Linked DNA regions of Homo sapiens: regions 1, 2 and 3 are each linked to region 4. The links are chromatin loops, found by intact Hi-C in ENCODE. Cell type or tissue: heart right ventricle. All regions are shown on one strand. Region 1 overlaps SH3RF2 (SH3 domain containing ring finger 2). Region 2 holds the start of SH3RF2 (SH3 domain containing ring finger 2). Region 3 overlaps SH3RF2 (SH3 domain containing ring finger 2). Region 4 overlaps SH3RF2 (SH3 domain containing ring finger 2).

What was found. A loop is a pair of places that touch in the nucleus more often than their neighbours do. Peaks named below come from ENCODE experiments on the same cell type or tissue, not always from the same donor. Only the 100,000 strongest peaks of a DNase experiment are listed, where the experiment ranks them.
Region 1: a loop joins it to region 4, with 3 times the contacts of the local background. A loop is called at or near these places in 22 of 110 quality-filtered maps.
Region 2: it touches region 4 in a loop (2.6-fold over the local background); 24 of 110 quality-filtered maps call a loop at or near these places.
Region 3: a loop joins it to region 4, with 2.0 times the contacts of the local background. A loop is called at or near these places in 9 of 110 quality-filtered maps.

The regions. Positions count from the first base shown.
Region 1 is chr5:145,943,370-145,948,369 of GRCh38, reverse strand. All of the region lies in intron 2 of SH3RF2 (SH3 domain containing ring finger 2), which reads right to left. The region is part of intron 3 of LOC107986458 (a long non-coding RNA gene); the gene reads left to right. Among named protein-coding and RNA genes, the nearest start is that of SH3RF2, 9.3 kb to the right of the region's middle. In heart right ventricle, no CTCF peak of the experiment used is centred here; a DNase peak (open chromatin) is centred at 2,248; H3K27ac peaks cover 1,353 bases.
Region 2 is chr5:145,933,497-145,938,496 of GRCh38, reverse strand. It overlaps SH3RF2 (SH3 domain containing ring finger 2), which reads right to left and starts at 1,919. Exons shown (of 10, transcript NM_152550.4): 1 at 1,803-1,919; 2 at 191-674. The coding sequence starts at 568. It overlaps LOC107986458 (a long non-coding RNA gene), which reads left to right. Exons shown (of 4, transcript XR_001742913.2): 4 at 2,734-2,796. RefSeq lists an enhancer at 1,604-2,181. In heart right ventricle, no CTCF peak of the experiment used is centred here; a DNase peak (open chromatin) is centred at 1,886; H3K4me3 peaks cover 2,350 bases; H3K27ac peaks cover 1,482 bases.
Region 3 is chr5:145,972,352-145,977,351 of GRCh38, reverse strand. The region is part of intron 2 of SH3RF2 (SH3 domain containing ring finger 2); the gene reads right to left. All of the region lies in intron 3 of LOC107986458 (a long non-coding RNA gene), which reads left to right. Among named protein-coding and RNA genes, the nearest start is that of SH3RF2, 38 kb to the right of the region's middle. In heart right ventricle, no CTCF peak of the experiment used is centred here; a DNase peak (open chromatin) is centred at 2,201; H3K27ac peaks cover 591 bases.
Region 4 is chr5:146,047,177-146,052,176 of GRCh38, reverse strand. It overlaps SH3RF2 (SH3 domain containing ring finger 2), which reads right to left. Exons shown (of 10, transcript NM_152550.4): 6 at 4,314-4,405; 7 at 2,932-3,102. The region is part of intron 1 of LOC107986458 (a long non-coding RNA gene); the gene reads left to right. Among named protein-coding and RNA genes, the nearest start is that of PLAC8L1, 56 kb to the left of the region's middle. RefSeq lists an enhancer at 3,004-3,504. In heart right ventricle, CTCF peaks have their summits at 2,360 and 2,559 (motif pointing right); a DNase peak (open chromatin) is centred at 2,536.

The sequences.
Region 1 (5,000 bases), 100 kb after region 4:
CAATGCATTCTGAGGTTTGCAATCCTCAGTGTCATGGGTTTCTGTTGATGCCTAGTTTTAAAAAGTACAACCTCAAAATCTTCCCTAAACATTCCCACAACTAGAGGGATGATAAATTTTGATGTGTAATCATATTTTCCTATTTTGTTTTATTAATATTTACACTTACAGAACACAAACCTCTTGTATAAAGTGGAGATACCAGTAGCACCATTCTCAGTGGGTTGTATGTAGAGTTAAATGAGATTCTGTAGGTAGAGCCCAGTGAATGACACATAGTAAGTCCTCCATACATGTACTCTGTTTGTAGAGTTGACCAGTTCTTCATCTGTGCTCTCGTAACACATGTGAACACCCTTTATTTTAAGATTTATTAACTGCATCATGCATAATAAGTAAGATGCAGTTAATAAATCTTAAAATAACTTGAAAATAAAGTTTAAGTGGTATGTGGTTTACATAAAAGACCACAAGCTATTTGGTAATATTTTAAGTAGTATGTGGTTTACATAAAAGACCACAAGCTATTGAGGACATGGATCCTGTCTCTCTCACTTTTGGAGCCCAAGCAAAGGGACTTTACCCATCAAAGACATCTTATATGTGTCTGTTGAACAAGTGAGACCTGGGAAATATTAATAATAACAATGCCTGACATTGATTGCCACTGAGCTTACTATGAGTCAGGCCCTGTGCTATGAGCTTTATAAGAATTATCTTGATATATCCTCCAAGTGATGCCATGATTTTTATTATCCCCAGGTCTATAGCACAGGGAAATAGCAGTCCAACTGTGGTGGGCATGATAGCATGTGAAAAGAGAAACCTACCTGGAGGAGTACAAGGAGATAGCTAATCATACTGGGAGCTTATTTGGTGCCAGGCCCTGTGCTAAGCACTTTATAGGCATCATCTCATTAAATCCTCCCAATAACCATATGAGGTGAGCCTTACTATTTCTATTTCATAGTAACAATGATCAGAGTCACTAAGTAACTTGCCCAGAAACACACAGGCAGTACTCATGAATGGACAGCATTGTCTTGTAAACATTAAGCAAACATTGTCTTGTTTACTTGTATCATCAGATGTCTAAGGTCAGAAGCAGCAGAAAATTGGAATACATATTTTAAAAATAATACTAAATACCTATTCCTATTATTCAGAAATAATTTAAATATATATAATTTTATTTTAAATATATATATATATATATGGGAGAGGACAGAATGGAAAGTTATTGTTCAATGGGTACAGAGTTTCAGTATGGGGTGATGAAAAAGTTCTGAAGATGGATAGTGGTGACACTTGCATAACAAGATCAATGTACTTAATGCTGCTGAACTGAACACTTAGCAAAGGCTAACATGGTAGATTTTATGTTATGTGTATTTTACCACAATAAAAAATATAATTGTTGAAAAAACTGATAAAATTAGGGCTTTGGCAGCACAAGTACAGGGGCCATGTTTCTACTGGAAACACTGTCTTCCCTTCATATTGGAGGCCAGGTCAGTTCAACTCATAAACTCAGTGGCAAATTCTTTCAGAGCCTCTTCCTTTCTGTCACTGGTATCCCTATGACTAAGTGTCAGTTAAGATGAAGTGTTTCTCTCAAGATCAAAGAGCACATGAAATTTGTGGTGTATGATGTAAGAGTTTAGTCATATGCAGAGTGGCACTGCCTATCTTCTTAGGGTTAGCGACTCATGAGCTAAGAGATCTTGAAGCTGGCCCACTGTATTTTCCCGAGAATGATGTTCATCACCCAAAAAGGTATTTAATAAGGTGATTCACAGCAAGAATGTTTCAGTCACCACATGACTTTATGCCTAATATAGTGTGCCACTTGTTTCTCAAATAGCTCTGTAATGGCTCAATTCATAAAGGGTTCATTTCTGCATAATGAGGAGTTATTTCATGATCCCATGAGGTCTACCACAGGCATGATTGTGTTTATTTATTTACTCTTCCATTAAAAAAAATTCCTAATATGGGCCAAGCTGTGGGCTGGGTGCTCTGAGCACAGTATTCAGAGATAAGATGAGTTGCCTGTTTTGTTTGTACTCGGAAAAAAGATCGAAGAAATGACAGAGATCTGAGATGAACTCAGCTACTATTTGAGTCCTGGAGTCTGAGCTCATGAGTGTCCCTGGTGTGAGCTTTCAAGACAGAGCCTGGTACATAGCAGGCACTTAGGAACAGTTTGTTGAATGCTCTGGCTTCTGAGCTGGGGATCTGGGGCAGTGTGACCCTGGGGACTGGCACAGGCCCCAGATGCAGGAAGCAGCTCATGGTGAACAGATTTATCTTTCCCTGCTCATGTTATATCACTTGCTTTGGATGTTCTTGCTGGTGTTCATGTGTGCTAGGGGTTTCAGGTAACCTGACCATTTCAATGGAAAAGACTGGCTTTGTCTGCCAAGGACATGGAGACTGCTCCTCAGTTACCCAGTAAGCTCGGTCACCTGCTTGGAGTAGAGATAACTTCTTGTTTGGCTGCACTGAATCCAAGAAGTTGCTGTAGATACAGCTGATAGTCCTCACAATGGCAGGCAACAAGTCTGGCATGAGGGCTGCTGGAGAGACTTTATTACAGAGAATGCTTGACATGCGTCTTCCTGGTGGTATCTAGTCACCCTGATAGGAAGGCAAGTATCTAGTCACTCTGCCTCTCCTCTATCTGTTTCCTTCCCTTCTCTTTCAGCTTCAATTCTCATTCAAGATATCCCTGCCCTATCCTGCCTTTTCTAGGTCCACATGCCCAGAACAGACCCTGCCTTTTCTTCCCTTGACCATACACTTCCTGACTTTTAAAACATCTTTTTGTTTTTCTAGGAAGTTTCTTTTTATCAATCAAGCTTCATTTTGTTCAAACTGAATTGCCTTGCCACCTGATATTTTCATAAACCATCATTTCTTGAGTCTAAGAATTCTTTGTCTTAATCAAGTTTATGGGGTTATAATTTACATACAAAAATGTACCCAGTTTAAGTGTCTACTTTGATGTTTTCGTAAAACTATATACCATTGCATAAAACATTTTCATTATGCAAAAAATCACTATAGTTTATGGTTTTGTCTTTTCTACAATTTTACATAAGTGGAATAAGACAGTATGTACTCTTTGGTAAGACACTTCTTTTTTCACATCTTAACATTTCTAAAATTGGATGCATCCTACAGTGAGCATGTAACATAGTAGTGTTTCTCTTTCCCTCTAAGAACTATAACTAAATAGACAATACATCTTATAATGAATACCTTAAAATCAATATCAATATCCCTAATTTTGATACATGTATGTCTCTATATATGTATCTTTGTATACAGGTATACTGACTAGTTGGTTTACCAATTAGTCTTGACTGGTTTCTGCACTGAGGAGGTGAGAATCTTTGCTTTGCTGTGCAGGTTACCATAGTGCCTATAGCTGAAAACTGGTAGGAACTAAATAAATACTGCAGAGGGTGGCAATAGTGAGTTTCCAACAGTTTCCTAAAAATATCTTTTGCATTATGACTGAGCATGTGAACTCTGAGACAGCGTTTCTCAAATTTTGTTCCATGGACAATTAATATTACTAAGAGGCTAATACAAGAAAAGGGAGAAGAAAGGGGTGTCAGTGCCATAGAAATGTGGGAAATGTTTCTTATTAAGCTCTCACTTAGAAATTTACAATTCATCAGCATGGTAAAACGTGCAAAAAGTCCTGCAGCAAAGGGAAAATGTTTAGTTTTACTTTAATCTCAGGTTTGTTTGACCCTGGCACTGTGTGGCACACCCATTACAGAATTCACCATGTGAAAGGCTGGTCTAAAGTACAAGCATGAATAAATAGAAGGAGAAAGGAAGGGAGAGTCAGGTGTGGTGTGTGCCTGTAGTTGTAGCTGCTCAGGAAGCTGAGGCAGGATTGCTTGAGCCCAGGAGTTCGAGGCTGCAGCAAGCTATAATTGGGCCACTGCACTGCACTGCACTGTGACGGAATGAGACCCTGTCTCTAAAGCATAATTTAAAAAAAAAAAAAAAAAAGGGAAAAGAAATTGAGTAAAGTTGTCCAGGTTGAGTATCCCTTGGGACCAGAAGAGTTTCAGATTTCAGATTTTTTTTGGATTTTGGAATATTTGCAGAATACATACTAGTTGAGCATCCCAAATTGAAAAATCTAAAATCTGAAATTCAAAATGCTTTGATGAACACTTCCTTTAAGCCTCATGTCAGCACTCAAAAAGTGTTGGATTTTGGAGCATTTTGGATGTCAGATTTTCAAATTAGGGCTGCACAACCTATATCTGAGCTGGTCCCAGCTAAGCCAAAGTGATGTAACAGTGCTGGCAATGGGCCAGATGAGAATGCTCTTCAAGAGTCAAGGGCTGAATAGGCACATTTCTTCTCTCCTGAGACTTTTTATAGCATGAACGGACAGGTGGGCAGGCAACTTTTCCTAAGGGGAAATGAAACAACACAAAAATATATATTGGCTAATCCCTTAGGTAACATGTCCCTAATGCACACGGCAAATAATTGAGGTTGAGTAAGAAAAACCTTATGCCCCACCCATTGCCTCAGAGCTTAGGCCATCCTGTGGGGAGTGAGCTGTTTATTGGGTTTGTCCACTGCTTGGCCAGACACCTTTAACTGATAAAACAAAAACAAAAACAAAAACAAAAACAAAAAACTGAAGTAGGTAATGGAATGGCTGTCTACAACACGGAGGAACCCACTGCAGGGATTACCCTGATCACTTAAGTGATAGTGAAGTTTTTCTCAGAAATAGCATTGATCCAATACACATAGAAATGAAAGGAAATCAGAGTGGGTCAGGTGAATATCAGGCAGAGGCTAAAAGAAATGTGCAAGAACTTACTTTCCTTTCTTAAAATATTGTCATACGGTAAAATCGACTTTTGTCTCTTGGCATTTATTTGTATAAATTTTAACACATACATAGTTTCATTTAATTACTACCACAATCAGGATATGTAACAGTTCTATCACCT
Region 2 (5,000 bases), 110 kb after region 4:
TTAGATGGATTAGATAGGCTCAGGTTTTCATTGTATTTGAGTAAAATGATCACTGCCCACAGAAACTTATCACTGGGAAATCAACAGCAGCACTCTGGAATGTAACTAAAAGAAGATAATCTCTAGCTCCTTGTATACACAAATCCAACCTCTATGTGGACATGATATTAGCAAATAAGATCTCTCTTACCCCATCCATGTGGATTCTGACATTAGGCACTAGCCGGAAAGGACTGGCCTGCAGACGTCTGGGGTTGGTCCTGCTTTTCCTGCCATCCTGCAAGGTCATCGTGCCAGGCCTGCGGAAGGAGCCCCCTCTCCCGGAGCTCTGCCCTGAGCGCACTCCATCCAGAAGGCGCACGAGCAGCAGGTTGGCCGGCAGCGCCTCAATGTTGGAAAACACAGGCGTCCTGCATTCGGGGCACCGCAGCTCTTTGTGGGCCTTGAAAACCCTCTGTAGACATGGTTTGCAGAAGGTGTGCTGGCAAGGGAGGACTTTGGCTGTGACATCGAGCTTCTCAAAGCACACAGGGCACTCCAGAAGATCAAGTAACGTCAAATCATCCATTTTATTTCAAAACTCCAGTTCCCACCTGGAGGAGCAGCGTCCACATGGTAGGGTCAGTTGAGCCACGGGGGCAGAGCTGGTCTCTTGAGAACGTCAGAATTTTTGCCTGCTTGAAGGAGGGAGAGGAGAGAAAAAAAAATGTGACTGCTCCGAGAGGTATATCCCACCTACATTGAGGCAGTGTCTCATAAGGCAGTTTGCAAGTACTTTGTTCCGGCACCCAAGTTTCAAATGACTCATTCTGATTCAATGCTAGCAGGTATAAGACTCAACTCGTGCTTGCTGTGAGGATCAGAGGGAACATTCAGCACAAGACTGACTGCTTATTGCCTATGTGGACAGGAAAGCAGGGAGATAAACTGGCCTGCTGAAGTGGCCCCCCAACCCCTCTCTACCAGCCAGGGCGGGAAGAGGTCCTTTACCCCCTGCCCGGGGAAAGCTCCTGGACAGTCTCAATTCTTACAACAAAGCCCCCTCCGAACGCAATTTCTGTGAAGCTATCTCCTCCTCCTCCTTCCCCTAAATCTAAATGTATCTATTATCTGCACCACATGCAGATTAGTTTAGGTGGGTAAGTTTATCTGAATCTCATGCAGATGTAGAATTATTTCCTTCACAATATACCTTCCCACATGATTCTAGCAATGTACAAGAAAAATTTCCACTAGAAACCCATTTCCAAAAATTGTTTTGCCTTAACCACAGGTCAGGGTGCTTGGAAGCTTTGTTTCTTTTCTTTTTTCATCTTTTTTTTTTTTTCTCTCCTCATCCCGATTACCTTAGGCTCAGAGACAATGTTCCTCCCACAAGGTAAAGTAGTGCAGCCTGTTTAGTTACTTTGACATTGTTCTCAATTTCAAATGAAGCAGATAGGAATTCTGGATTGTGGTCACGACCTGTAAAAACCGTACTGGGGCAGCATATACAGGTAGGGGTCGTGTGTGTGTGTACTCTGAAAACAGTACTTGTTCCAGAAACAAGTTTCCTTTTGGATGTATGAAAAGAAGCCTCCAGTTTAGAAAAGTCTGGAAGAAGTCAGCTGTCCCTCACAAGTGCCAGGGCTTCGGTAAGCACCGAGCCCAGAGGTTTGGCGAGAAGGCCAGTGGCCCCACTAGCGACTAGTAAGCAGGACAGACACGACCGAGAATGAGCGATGGCGCCTCGCCTTCCTAAGCCTCCTCTCCAAAGATGTCAGCGCGGCAGCGGGCTGGGGAGGCGTGTGGGGGCCACTAACCTTGTGCATGTAACTTCTGCTGAGTTCAGCTCAGCCCCCTCCTCCGCGCAGCAGGGGTGCGCTGCGCCCTCCAACCGGCTTCCTTTCCTCCAAGCGCCGCTGCTGCCAACCGCTTTGAAAACTTTAACCACTCAGTCTTACTCATTTCAAGGGATCGCCTTACCCAGCCCTGTTAACGCTTTCACTGCCAGGGCGCTGCCTACTTACCACGCTTTTGTTGTTGCAGTTGTTAACTTTATGATCTTTCCTTCAGTTTACTGAATTGCTTCTGGGAAAAGATTGTAAGAGGTAAAATATAAGCCAGTCCCTAAGGCCAAGTATTTACAAAGTTCATATTTTCACCTTTCCCGTTTTCTGTAGTATCCAAGGAGTCAGAACCTGCTCCATTATAAACATACCAAAGTGATTGTGTTTATTTTAAATCTTCATAAGGATTTCCTGGGAAGGTCAAAAGTAAAAATGGTCAAGCTATGAAAACAAGGATAAGTCGGACACCTAGAAAATATTGCTCTTTGAAAATCATAGTCAATCTCTGAATTTAGAGATAAGAGGGACTTTAGTGATCTTTTTGCTCAATCTGTTTAAATTAAAAAACTAGTGTCACGTATATACACATACGTGAAAAATCAAAGCACAGAGAAGCTTTTTCAAAAAAGGAAAAGCAGTGGCCTCCAAGCTCTCCTCCTGCCTGTTATCCACTGTAGTCTTTTCATATCCTCAGATTATGCCTATATTTCTATTTTTTGATTTATCGATAATACATTTCATGTAAAATTACAAAGGTATCCGATTAAGTGAATAATAACAATCTTAATGCCAGGGTAGTCCTTATCTGTGTCAACCACTGTTCTAAATACCTTACCTGTGTTAGCCCTTTAACCCCTTAACAACCCAAGGAGACACTAAACTATTCTTTACTTTCATCTTGCAGATGAGGGAACTTGAGACACAGAGAGGATAAATAACTCATCTCGGGAGTCACAGCTAGCAGAAGGCAAGTGGGCTGTGCTCTTAACAATGTCATGGAGTGATATAACTTTAAGAGGCTGGCCAGGCGCAGTGGCTCATGCCTGTAATCCCAACACTTTGGGAGGCCGACGTGGGCAGATCACAAGGTCAGGAGATCAAGACCATCCTGACCAACATGGTGAAACCTCATTTCTACTAAAAATACAAAAATTAGCTGGGCATGGTGGTGCGCACCTGAAGTCCCAGCTACTCAGGAGGCTGAGGCAGGAGAATCGCTTGAACCTGGGAGGCGGAGGCTGGAGTGAGCTGAGATCGTGCCACTGCACTCCAGCCAGGGCGACAAAAAAAAAAAAAAAAAAAAAGAGGTGAAGAGGTGGTTCAAGGGAGCTAAGCCTCCCCTAAGAGGGCAAGAGGTCAAAAGATAATGGACAAAACTGGCTACTCACTTTCTCTTACAGATGAGGCAGCTGTGCCCAGAAAGATCAAGGGATTCTTTGAAGTTGTCCAGTGAGTTAGGGGCAGAATTGGGACTAGAAACTAGGTGTTTGAGGCCAGGCGCGGTGACTCATGCCTGTAATCCCAGCACTTTGGAAGGCTGAGGTGTGGGTGGATTGCTTGAGGTCAGGAGTTTGAGACCAGCCTGGCCAACATGGTGAAGCCCGATCTCTACTAAAAATGCAAAAATTAGCTGGGTGTGTTGGCTGGGAGTGCTTGGGAGGCTGAAGCACAAGAATCACTTGAACCTGGGAGGTGGAGGCTGCAGTGAGCTGAGATTGTGCCATTGCACTCCAGCCTGGGCGACTAAGACTCCGTCTCAAAAAAAAAAAAAAAAAAAAAGAGAAAGAAACTGGGTGTTCTTTTTAAAATTATTGTTATTACTATATCTTCTCTCTAGACGTAAGGATGACAATTATTTATTATGCAGAGAGTGTTCAGACACAGCTCAATGGGAAAATCTTAAGAGGAGACCAGGAGGTCTGAAAACATTGTTTACATATTTTTCCACGTTCTTTCATGTTAGTTCCAAAACATCAAACATGCATGTGGCCCAGAACTTTAGGATGGAGCCGATGGTTATCTATTTTCTGAGCACGGAGGCCTAATTTTGATGTAGGACAATTTCAGAGACCACTTTCAACTATTACTTTTTTAACGTCACTTTTGAGCTTTGATAACATCACATCCCATTCTGCTTGCCTGTCTCCTTCTATTAATTTCTACTCTTGAGTCTGTGCCACTAAGGAAGCTCTTGAGGTTTACTGTCCTCTTACTCTGTTTCCCACTTAGTAAAGCTGAGTCAGTTTCCTTTGTGCCCTGCAGTGGTCTCACTCCGTAAAAAGGGCCACTCCTATGCTGGAACTCCTGTTGCAGAGATTGGCGATATTTTTCATTATTCTTTCTCTTGTTCTTAAACACACTCTATCTCCCTTACATACTCATATCTGCACCTATATGCAGATGCATGCATACACTTGTGTAAGGGTGCACACATACATAATCTTAATAATAGTAACACCTATGGAGCACTTGCTGTATGCCACTGACCAATGCTAAGATTTTAAACATATTATCTCATTGAATTCTCCCAACCACCCCGTAAGATACTGTAACTTTCCCAGGGTTACAAACCTTGTGATCTGAACTCAGGTTGGTCTAATCCCGGGGCCTGTGTTTCTTTTCATTTTATAAAATCATGTACATATCATAAGTACACCCATGTATCTTTACTATTTAAATCTGCACATGGTTACACATATACCCATATTGTACACACCAGCTGATCTCAGAGCCAACCCAAGACAAAATATTGATGTCAGAAAAGGAGATTGGGCCCCTCTGGGTTGTAGTCTACCCATCTCATGGCCCCTCCACACCCCTGTATGGTCAATGGTCTTAAAAGCTTCAAACCTTCCCATCCCTGAGAAAATGCAGTCAAACCAGCTCAGTCCCAGGAAGGCAGACTAGATCCAGTGGGTTACTCTTGTAGCAAATCTGGCAATTGAAAATCCAGCCAAGTAGAATCGTGATGGTAGAATTTTAGGTTCTAATGGAGGACAGAGAAAAGGTACACTGAAGCGAGGGGTCATCTTTCAGCACCTCTCAAACGACGCCCTGTAGGTGGTCCCCAACACCACCCACATGAGGTTAGTCTTGAAGAGAAAATTTCTTGAAACTTTTAAAGAAGGGCGAGAGTTTTAAATGGGGATTTGTTCTGGCTTACCCAAATAC
Region 3 (5,000 bases), 75 kb after region 4:
CAAGGCATCAATAGTATATGATTGGTGTTCAGTGACTGTTAGTTCCCTTCCTCATGGTCTGTGGAAAAATAGTAACCATATATGTCAGAACAAAGTGTAGATGATAAGCGACAATAGCTTACCTTGTCTTGTCTTTTGTTTTAGCATGTGCAGGAGGTAGTCGGGCCTAAGAAAAAGAGCCCTGGACTAGGAATCAGAAGATATTGCTCTTGCCCCAGTTTCCCCTTGCTTGGCCTCTGCCGAGGCAACCTTCTCCAAGCCTCAGTTTTCCCATCTGTAAATGAGATGAAGGTGTGGACTGGCTGAGGTCATGAGCTGGCATGAGCACATGAGTGCATTTCACTGCAACAATTTCTTACTTTGCCTAGAGTGTGTATAGACAAATAAGGGCATGAGCCAGACTCTGGGAAGGGGGTACTTTATGAGTAAGTCTTAGAAGGACTTCCTCTTCCAACATGCCTTATTATACAGGCTCTAACCGAAACAACAGGACTTGCCCACACAGTGGGTGACCTCTATATGGTGTCAAATGACCTTTAACTGAGAACCATGGGGATAACTGGCTAGTAAGCCCAGCTATTAATCGATGGCTTAGGCATGCAAGATTTTGTATCATGTTTTAGTCTTGCCTGGGCTAACTATGTGACAGTGGCTAAGTCACTTCTGGTCAATATGGTCTAGGATTCTATCCAGCTCAGATATTCTATCAGTCAATGACTAATACCTTCCGTTTTTCTTGACTTTTCTAGTTAGAACTAGATTATTCAAATTCCTAATCAGGCACTTGAATGAGGCATTCTTTCTTTCAATTTAGGGAGTGAAACTACGTGGTGGTTTCCAAGCAGTCAGTGTTTTAGCCTTTAGGCAAGTGCGTTTCCAAAACCCGCCCCCCACCTTTTTTTTTTTTTCCTTCTTAATTCCATTAGTCTGCAAAATAGCTAATAAAAGTCATCATTTATTGAGTTTGTTGTGGGTCCAGAACTGGGCTAAAGTGCATTTAGATACAGTATCTCACTCAATCCTTACAACCAGCTGATGAGGCAGGTATTACAACCATTTTACAGGTGAAGAACTGGAAGCTCAGGGAGGTGAACTAACCTGCCTAAGGTCACACAGCTGATATGTAAGTGGTGGGGTCTGAGGGCGAATCCTGGCCTCTTTCCCCTGCAATATCCTGCATTTGTTAATTATTCCTCTTTATGTAGCATTATGTGAAGTGGCTTCTCTATTGTAGTTGTTCAATATTCTAAGTCGATTAATGTTCCACAAATATTTACTAAAAACCCACCTCGTTACAAAAGAAGGTTCTTCACTGGTGTGTATGTGACCTGTCATTATCTTATGCAAGCTGTATAATGATGTATTTGAGGCAACACCATTGATCTCTTATTGAGTGCCTACTGTAAGTAACATTTATTGGTCAATTGATACCATGTCTTAATGTACTATCTCATCTAAGCCTTACAACAATCCACGAGGCAGGGCCTCTAATTATCTCCAGTTTACAGATAAGGGATGTGAGGCACAGAGCAGGGATTTGTCTGCAGCCCTACAGCTCCACAGCTAGGCACTGCCCCAGTAGGGGAATGATTCAACATCTTCTGTTTCCTTTGGCTCTCTGCCAAGGGTCCAGTGGTCCTGTGTTAAGTTTGAACTCAACACGGTTCATTGCTTGGTTAGACTCTAGCAGGGCTGACTGTGAACCACCAAGATCACAGATATTCTTGCTCATCTCCCACTCTGGAAAGATGGACAGAAGTGCACAGAGGGAACCAGCTGGGGCTGTTATCAAGTCAAAGAGTGCAGACAGCTGGGGTGGGAGCTAGGACTAGCACACCTGCCTTCCCTCACTTGGTGGAAGGGGGATCTGATATCCAAATACCTTTCTTTCCTCTCACTGCTGTGAGTCACCTTGTGTCTGCATGAGGAGGCTTCCTGTGATGTCTGCAGCTGCCCCTCTAAGATGAGAGACTTGGCCAACTAAGACAGGAGTCAGGGATGTGCCATGTTCAGCCAGCCTTCTTAGAGTAAATGATGGAAAATTCTGGTTTCCAATGACTAGTGCTGAGTGGCACTTTTGGAGCCATTTTGTTAAACTGGCTATTGGGAAACTGAGCTCCAGTGTCAGTTGGGAAGGACGGAGTGTCCAGAAATAGAACAGGACATTGCAAACGAGCCATGAAAAACAAACTCAGGCCCTGGCCTGGCTGCCTGGGCCCAGATGTTCTCCCACAGAAGCTTGGCAGAACATGCGTGTAGGGCACTGCCTGGATGAGCCAGGTGTCTCCAAGGTTCTGGACATAGCTTGGCTGTAGTGTTTGGTTCCAGGTTCTGAAACTCAGGTGGGCCAGAAAAGAGTTCAGACACATGAGACTCATCTGTGATCCCACAGGCTTCAGTTCTAGATTCTATTTTTTTAATTGGGTGGTTCTTGGGAAAACCGATTCAATATATTGTAGACCTACAGATTTCCTTATTGATTGTCATCTCTTTTAGGAACAACTTTGCATATGTTTGGAAGCTCTGTTATCTCTCATTTCTCCATCTCTTTCCTTTTCTCCTCCTTCTCCCACCTCTCTTAAACTACAGGGTAGTAGGTAAAGCTTGGGCTATAGAGTGTAGCAGAAACAAGTGTGACTCCTAGTTTTACTTTTTGCACTGTACGACCTCAGGAAACTTGCTTCACGTCTCTGAATTCTAGTTTTCTTTTGTAAGTCGTTACAATAGTTAACACCTACCACATGGGGTTTGGAGAAAGATTACATAATAAAATGCATGTGAAGATAACTGGCACAGTACCTTGCTCATAATATATGGTTAATAAATGCTATATATACATAGATACATTCTTCTCCTCCATTTTTCTTTTCTTCTTGCTCTCTTCTTTTCCTTCCTTTCCTATCCATCTTTGGAACACAGACTCTAAGGTGGCCCCCATGATTCCTACCATGACCAAAGGTGCTCCTACCCCCATGAAATTCCTTCTCCTTGAATATAGGTGGGATCTGTGGCTTGTTTCTAATCAATGGAACATAAAAAAGGTGATGAGATATCACTACCCTATGATTAATTCATGTTATATAAGATTCCGTCTTGCTCGACACTCTCTCCCTTGCTGGCTTTGAAGAAGTGGCTGTGTTAGGAGGTCATATGGCAAAGAGCTGAGGACAATCTCTAGGAGCTGAAGGAAGCTTCCAGCCAACAGCAGGCAAGAAGCCTGGGTTCTCAGTTTTACAGCCACAAGGAAATGTTCTGACTACAACCTGAGCAAGCCTGGAAGTGAACCCTTCCTCAGTCGAGCCTCCTGATAAGAATCCTACCCTGACCAACCTCTTGATGGCAGAGGATTCAGCTGGGCTGTGTCAGACTCCTGACCCACAGAACCTGTGAGATAATAAGTGTGTGTTGTTTTATGCCTCTAAATTTGTGATGATTTGTTACACAGCATAGAAAATGAATGTCCCTTCTTTTCCAATTCTCCCTCACCCCTTTTTACTCATTCACAACTTTCATAATTCTTCCTCACCCCTTTCAACTAATTCACTAATTCCATAATCAAATTATATGTCTAAGTAGAAAATGCAGTAGAACGACTTCCATATATTGCTTACTGAATTATTTAGGAGAAAATGATTTTGTCTTAAGGTCAAAAACAAAAATAAACAAAAAAACCACAAAGAACAGAATTGAGTTTGGTTGAATGGGCTCAAGAATCCTTGGAGAAAGACATAGGGAAGCTGCAGTCATTTTTATGGCATAATAGAAGCACTATCTCTTTCTTCCTATATGGGCCAACAGAGAATTCAATGACTTCTCATCCTTCTTAAAAGGATAAACCTGTTTTGGGACATTTCAATATCCACTGCATAAATGACTCAGAACTTGAAAGAGTGAAAGAGCCTCAAAAGACTTAATTTTGAGAGAAGTTCAATTGGTTTCTGACCCACTGTTTTTCTTGGGTGGTGTGGAAGATACCGTTGAAAATGCCCAGTTCTGAAATGATCATATCATTTTCCCATACAGAACTCTTTAGCAGTCTCCCTACTGTCCCCAAGATAAAGTCCAGATCCCTTAATTTGGCTTAAGGGTCATTGCCAACTTCTTCAGATTCATTGTTTCCCTTTCTGCCTCTGATTTCTGAGTTCTGTCTTACCTTAGAGCCTTTGCACATGCTGTTCCTCTGCTCTGAAACCACTTTTATTTTTTCAACTGGCTAATTCTTAATCATTTAAAGTCCCAGTTGAGGTGTCATTTACTCTAGAATGCCTTTCCTGAGTCCCAAGCACGGGTCAGGTGTCTTTCCCTTTCTTTCCCCAGTCGTAGGCTTCATTACACTGCATTTAAATTGACTGTTTACATGTCTGTCTCACTCCAGTAGACCTTAAAGGCAAGGTTCATACCTTGGTTCTTCTTGTAGCTCTATTATCTACTTGTGGGCCTGGTACTGTGACTGCAACAGCAAATAGAACAAAGTACTTCCCTCATGGAGCTCAAACTAGGATCAGGGTATTGCACGCTGCCAGCCCAGCTCTACAAGGCCCTATTTACCCTCAAGGTCCTTTTACCAAATAAGCCATATGACTTTCCATGATGCCAAATCATTAGGATTAAAGATAATTTATGCAGACTCTGTATCTCCTGGAAAGGCATAAAGGATAAAGGAGCAATCACCTCTGGGGTGATGGGCCCAGCAGACACTTGCTCTTCCTGTGACACTCAACTCTTGAGTCAGTGTTCAGTTTAAGAGGAGATATCACATCTAGCCCATTGCCTCTCCTCTGGCTCTGGGCCGTCACTGATGATTGCCGTGTGAATGGCACCCTGGAGCCTGATCTATGGGGAGCAGAGCAAGTACTACGAGTGGGCAAGTGGGTGGTGGTGGTGGTGGTAGTGGTGGTGGTGTTAGCAGTTCTGGTGGTGACGGTAGTGGTGGAGCACATTCTTCAAATGCCTTTGCTTCTGCACTTGCTCCCTTAGGAGGTGGCAAACCCATCTGTTCT
Region 4 (5,000 bases):
TATTCTATTGAGTCTTTGATGGTATAACCAGGATTTAGGACTAAGGCCTGATGTATAAGCAAATGCCCTAGTCGTGGGGATGGGCCCTGGGGAATTCATTTTAAAGCCATGGAAGAAACCGTTCATGAATTAGGGTAGGCATCCTCCTTGCTCCTCACTGTCAGTTCTAGGCCATTTCCCACACTCCTCAATACTTCCCAGCTTTGACTCATATTATCAGACTTGACTACCCACCACTCCACCTTCCTGCAGTCAGCATTTACTCTCCAAGTCTCTCCTCTCACTCCTTGAAGATTTCAGCTTCTGGCTCGTTGTCATTCTCTGGATACAACTCATCCCACCATGATGATCTCATCTCGTTTCAGGGCTTTAAATAGCATCTCAAGGCTGGAGCTCTCTCTTAAATGCTAAACTCATGTATTCAACTGCTTACCAACACCTTTACTTGGATTATTAAGAGACATCTCAGGCTTAGTCTGCTGTGAACTAAGCTTTTACTTCCCTCCATACCCCAAAACATGCTCGTTTTATGGAGCAGTCACTATCTCATTTAAAGGCAACTCCATCTTGCAGTCACTCAGGAAAAAAAAACTTGCTCTCACCTTGGATCCTCTATTCTTTCACACCTGACATTTTATCTTTTAGAAAACCCTGTTGTCTAAGATGTATTCAGAATCTAACCACTTCTCCCTACCTCCACAGCTAACACTTCGGTTCAATTCACCATCACCTCTCCCCAGGATTATGATATCTTCTTAGCTAGTTTTTCTGCTTCCCCCTTTTCCTTTGTATAGTTTATTCTCAATCCAGCAAATACAGGGATTCTGGTTAAACACAACTAAGATTATGTTACTCTTCTGCTCAAAACCCAGCAACAGGCTTAAAGCTAAACCCTTCATTATGACCTAGGAAATTCTTTATGACCTGGCTACCCCATTACCATTCTGGCTTCCTTTCTAATATCCCCCTTGCTTGCTCTAATCCAATCCTGTTGGCTTCATGTAACCTCTGCCCTCCCAGTTGAAGCGATTCTCCTGCCCCAGCCTCCCCAGTAGCTGGGATTACAGGTGTCCACCACCACGTCTGGCTACTTTTTGTATTTTTAGTAGAGATGAGGTTTCACCATGTTGGCCAGGCTGGTTTCAAACTCCTGACCTCAGGTGATCCACCCACCTCAGCCTCCCAAAGTGTTAGGATTACAGGCATGAGCCACTGCACCTGGACTACTACAGGTCTTTTGTTTGTACTTGCTGTGTCTTTAGTCTGGACATTTGCCTCAGAGATCCACATGGCTTGGCTCCTGCTTTCCTTCTTACTTCTCAGCAAAGCCATCCCTCACCAACCTATCTAAAATTGTAACCACCCCCAAAAATTCTATCCTCCTTTTCTGATTTTTTTGTTAGCCAGTATAATTAACACATCATAAAGATTACTTAAATATCTTGGTTTTAAAAATTTGTCTCTCCCACTAGAATGTAAGCTTCTGTAAGCAGGAATTTTGTATATTTTGTTTACTGGTATTTCTCCAGTGCCTGGAAAAGTTCCTGCCATGTAGTTAGCACTCAATATTTGCCAATTAAATGAATTAAAGCATCAATTATAGACCTCAGTTTGCCCTTGGATATTTTACAACTTTGTAACAAATTTCAAGAACTTTTCTTTGAAAGGAAAAGCTATGATCTTTTATCCTGACTTTCTGCCATGTGAAGAAATCTTTTTATACAACTTTAGATCTATGAGGACTCAGGCCGACTTTGCCTGCACTCTTTCTAAAAAGAGAGTCCACCACCTCACCAGCTAGCCTGGTTGGAAAAATCTATGGGCTAGAAAAAGCTGCCTTTTATTGAACCAAGATGTTCTTGAACGTCTTGGTTTACTGAACCAAGACCAGTTGCATACACTGATCCACTCCACTGCCCCCTCTCAGAACAAATTTACTGCCCTGTTGACACAGTGTATTGTGATCCCTCTGTCCCTTGTCTTCTACAGGTTAAATAACCCCAGTTTCTTTATCGGTTTCTGCTATGATATAGTTTGCTGTCTCCTCACCATTCTTGCTGCCCTCCTCCGGACGTGGCAGCTCACCTAAATGAAGGTCCCCAAAAGTGGGCATATGACTAGGTCTGACCCGCACAGAATACAATGGGGCTCTTTCCCTGTGATTGTGACCCTCTGGTATGTCATAAAGACAGTGTTGGATGTGTGGTGGTAGCCTCACTGCCTTGAGACAGGGTTTGCTTGGGCTGATCGGGGGTGGAGGCAGGAGGAGTCATGGATAGTTTTGGGGTCTAGGTGCATTTGTGGCAGTGGTATGAGGTGGTAAGACAAAGAGGGGGTCAATGACATGAACAGTATGCCACACAATGTAAGAGATCGGGAAAAGCGGTGAGGGAGGAGGCCCTGCAGGGTTACTAGCATTTCATCTTGGGTGTGGAGGAAGAGGTAGGGGTCTCAGTTCATGGAAACTCTGATTAGGGGTCACTCTAGCAGCCTGAGAAGTTTCCCGAGGTGCTCTGGGGAAGTCATCTGACCACATTTTCCCATCACGCCACTAGATGGAGCATTGGGATAGAGGATGTGAAGTGGGGTTCCTGGGATTTGTGCAGAAGAAAACCTGACATCCAGTTCTTGAGCAAGTTGCTTAACTCTGCACACCATTTTCATCTGTAACATAATATCTACCTTAGAGGATTCTTGGGCACAGCCTGTGAGCTAAGAGATACAAAAGTGCTTGTAAGCTGTGAAGGGCTACGAAAAAGATAACTAGTTTTGCTATTTTGTTTTAAAAGAGATAGGCGGGTTATAGAGCAAAAAGCGCTTTCTTGGCCTGTTTTCTGAAAGAGCACTGGGTCTTCCACCAGTTCAACCCACAGATGGCCCCTGGCCTAGGGTGGCCCAACCTCCCAAAGTCTGGGATTGGAGGCGACACACCTGAAAATGGGGATGACGTAATTGTTTGGGAAGATGCCGACTCGCCCGGTGACCAAGGAGACGCCCCTGAGCCAGCCGTCCTGGCACTTCCCCAGGACCCTGACGCCTTCTCCCTTTTGCAGGTCCAGCTCATCGGGTCCATGGGCTGAGTAGGAGTGCAGGGCTACAAACCTGGGAAGACACAGAGAACTGGTGAGGGAGGAAGGAAGACGTGCCTGATGGGGGGCATGGAGTGGGGGAATGGTGGAGAGAGACTGCCCAGTGGTTAGCAATAAGAACCTTCTTGGTCGAGCGGGTGCGGTGGTTCTCACCTCTAATCCCAGCAGTTCGGGAGGCCAAGGCAGGTGGATCACCTGAGGTCAGGAGTTCGAGACCAGCCTGGCCAACATGGTGAAATACCATCTCTACTAAAAATACAAAAAATTAGCTGTGACTGAAGTCCACACAGGAATCAGGCAGGTAATATCCAAGTATGAGTCAGGGGGTAAAGACAATCAGGACTGATGAGGCTGTGGAGGTGGGAATAGCTACCTGATCAAAGGCATTCAGGAAACAATCCATTGGTTTGCCAGATTCAGGGATCACCAGTATATGGCCTCCAGGCATCTCAGACATCAGGAAGTCCCTCCAGACTCCAAGGACTGTGAGACATTGGAGCGTTTTATCAAAGGGAATGGGGGAGTGTTCTCTACAAGGTTTTTTTTGTTTTGTTTTTTCTTTCTAAAATGCTATATTTATTTTTTGCTGTTTACTAAACAACATGTATTTATGACCCAACATTTTGAATCTAAAGCAAGACAATAGAAATTGCTCAATACCCAATCTCCCAGTGATGTTGTGGTATATAATCTTCCAGTCTCTTTCTACTTTTGTAAAATAATGAGCTAAGAGTGATGTGGTTTGCTAATTTGTGTTGTCTTTTTTTTTTTTTGAGACAGGGTCTCACTCTGTGGCCCAGGCTGGAGAGCAGTGGGATGATCATAGCTCACTGATGCCTCAAACTCCTGGGCTCAACCCATCCTCCTGCCTCAGCCTCCTAAGTAGCTAGGAAAATATATGTGCACAACCATTCCTGGCTAATTTTTAAATTTTTTTTGTAGAGATGAGGTCTCACTATGTTGCTCAGGCAGGTTTGGAACTCCTGGGTTCAAGCAATCCTCCTGCCTCAGCTTACTGAAGTGCTGGGATTACAGGTGTGAGCCACTGCGCCTGGCCCTAATTTCTGTTTTTCACCATTATTTCACTTGGAAGTGGTAAAGGAAGGCGACCTATTGTCTCTGGATGGGATGTTTTGGGAATGGTGATGCTAGATCACCACTGTACATGGTAAAGATGACCCCTTTGTGCCAGGACTTGGGTGAAGGGATGAGCCTTTTACTCACATGTTCGCTGAGAGGTGTTGCTGGGAGCCAGGCAGACTGACCACGGCTGTGGAATGTCCTGGAGAGACAGGTGCGGGGTGATAAGTGCTGACCTGCACAGACAGAAAAGACAGCCAAGCAGAACCAATGAATGCCACAACCCAGGCCCACAGCAAACAGAGCAGCTACGTAGAAAGACCTGACACAGCTGAAAACCAACAGCCATGCCTGGTGCCACCCATTGTGCGTCCTCTCTGTGGTTTGTGGCTGTGGGCACAGGGAGGTGGGGAGGAGCTGGTTTATGGCCTGGTGGGGTGGCTTGCCAGGACTGCATTCCAAAAGCCTGCTCAGATAGGGTGGAAGATGAAGAGCCGTCCAATTTACAGTCCACAGGGCACTACACAGGCTCCTCCTCCTGTCCCTCTCCCCACCCCACCCATCTCCCTCTATGAAAACCTGCTCTTGGAAAATGAAATGGTGGCTAATATTGATTCAGAACTGAGCAATTACTAGGCAGTTTTAAGTACTCTATAAGTATCAGCTAAGTTAATCCTTATTAAAGGAATTGTTATAATCCCCATATTTGGATGAGAAACTGAGACAAAGAGGGAAAGAAAGGTCACACAATTAGTATGAAACAAAGAAAATCTAAAATCAGGTAGTCCAAGTTCTGAGCCCATATTCTTATTATTGACTATTGCTAGAAAC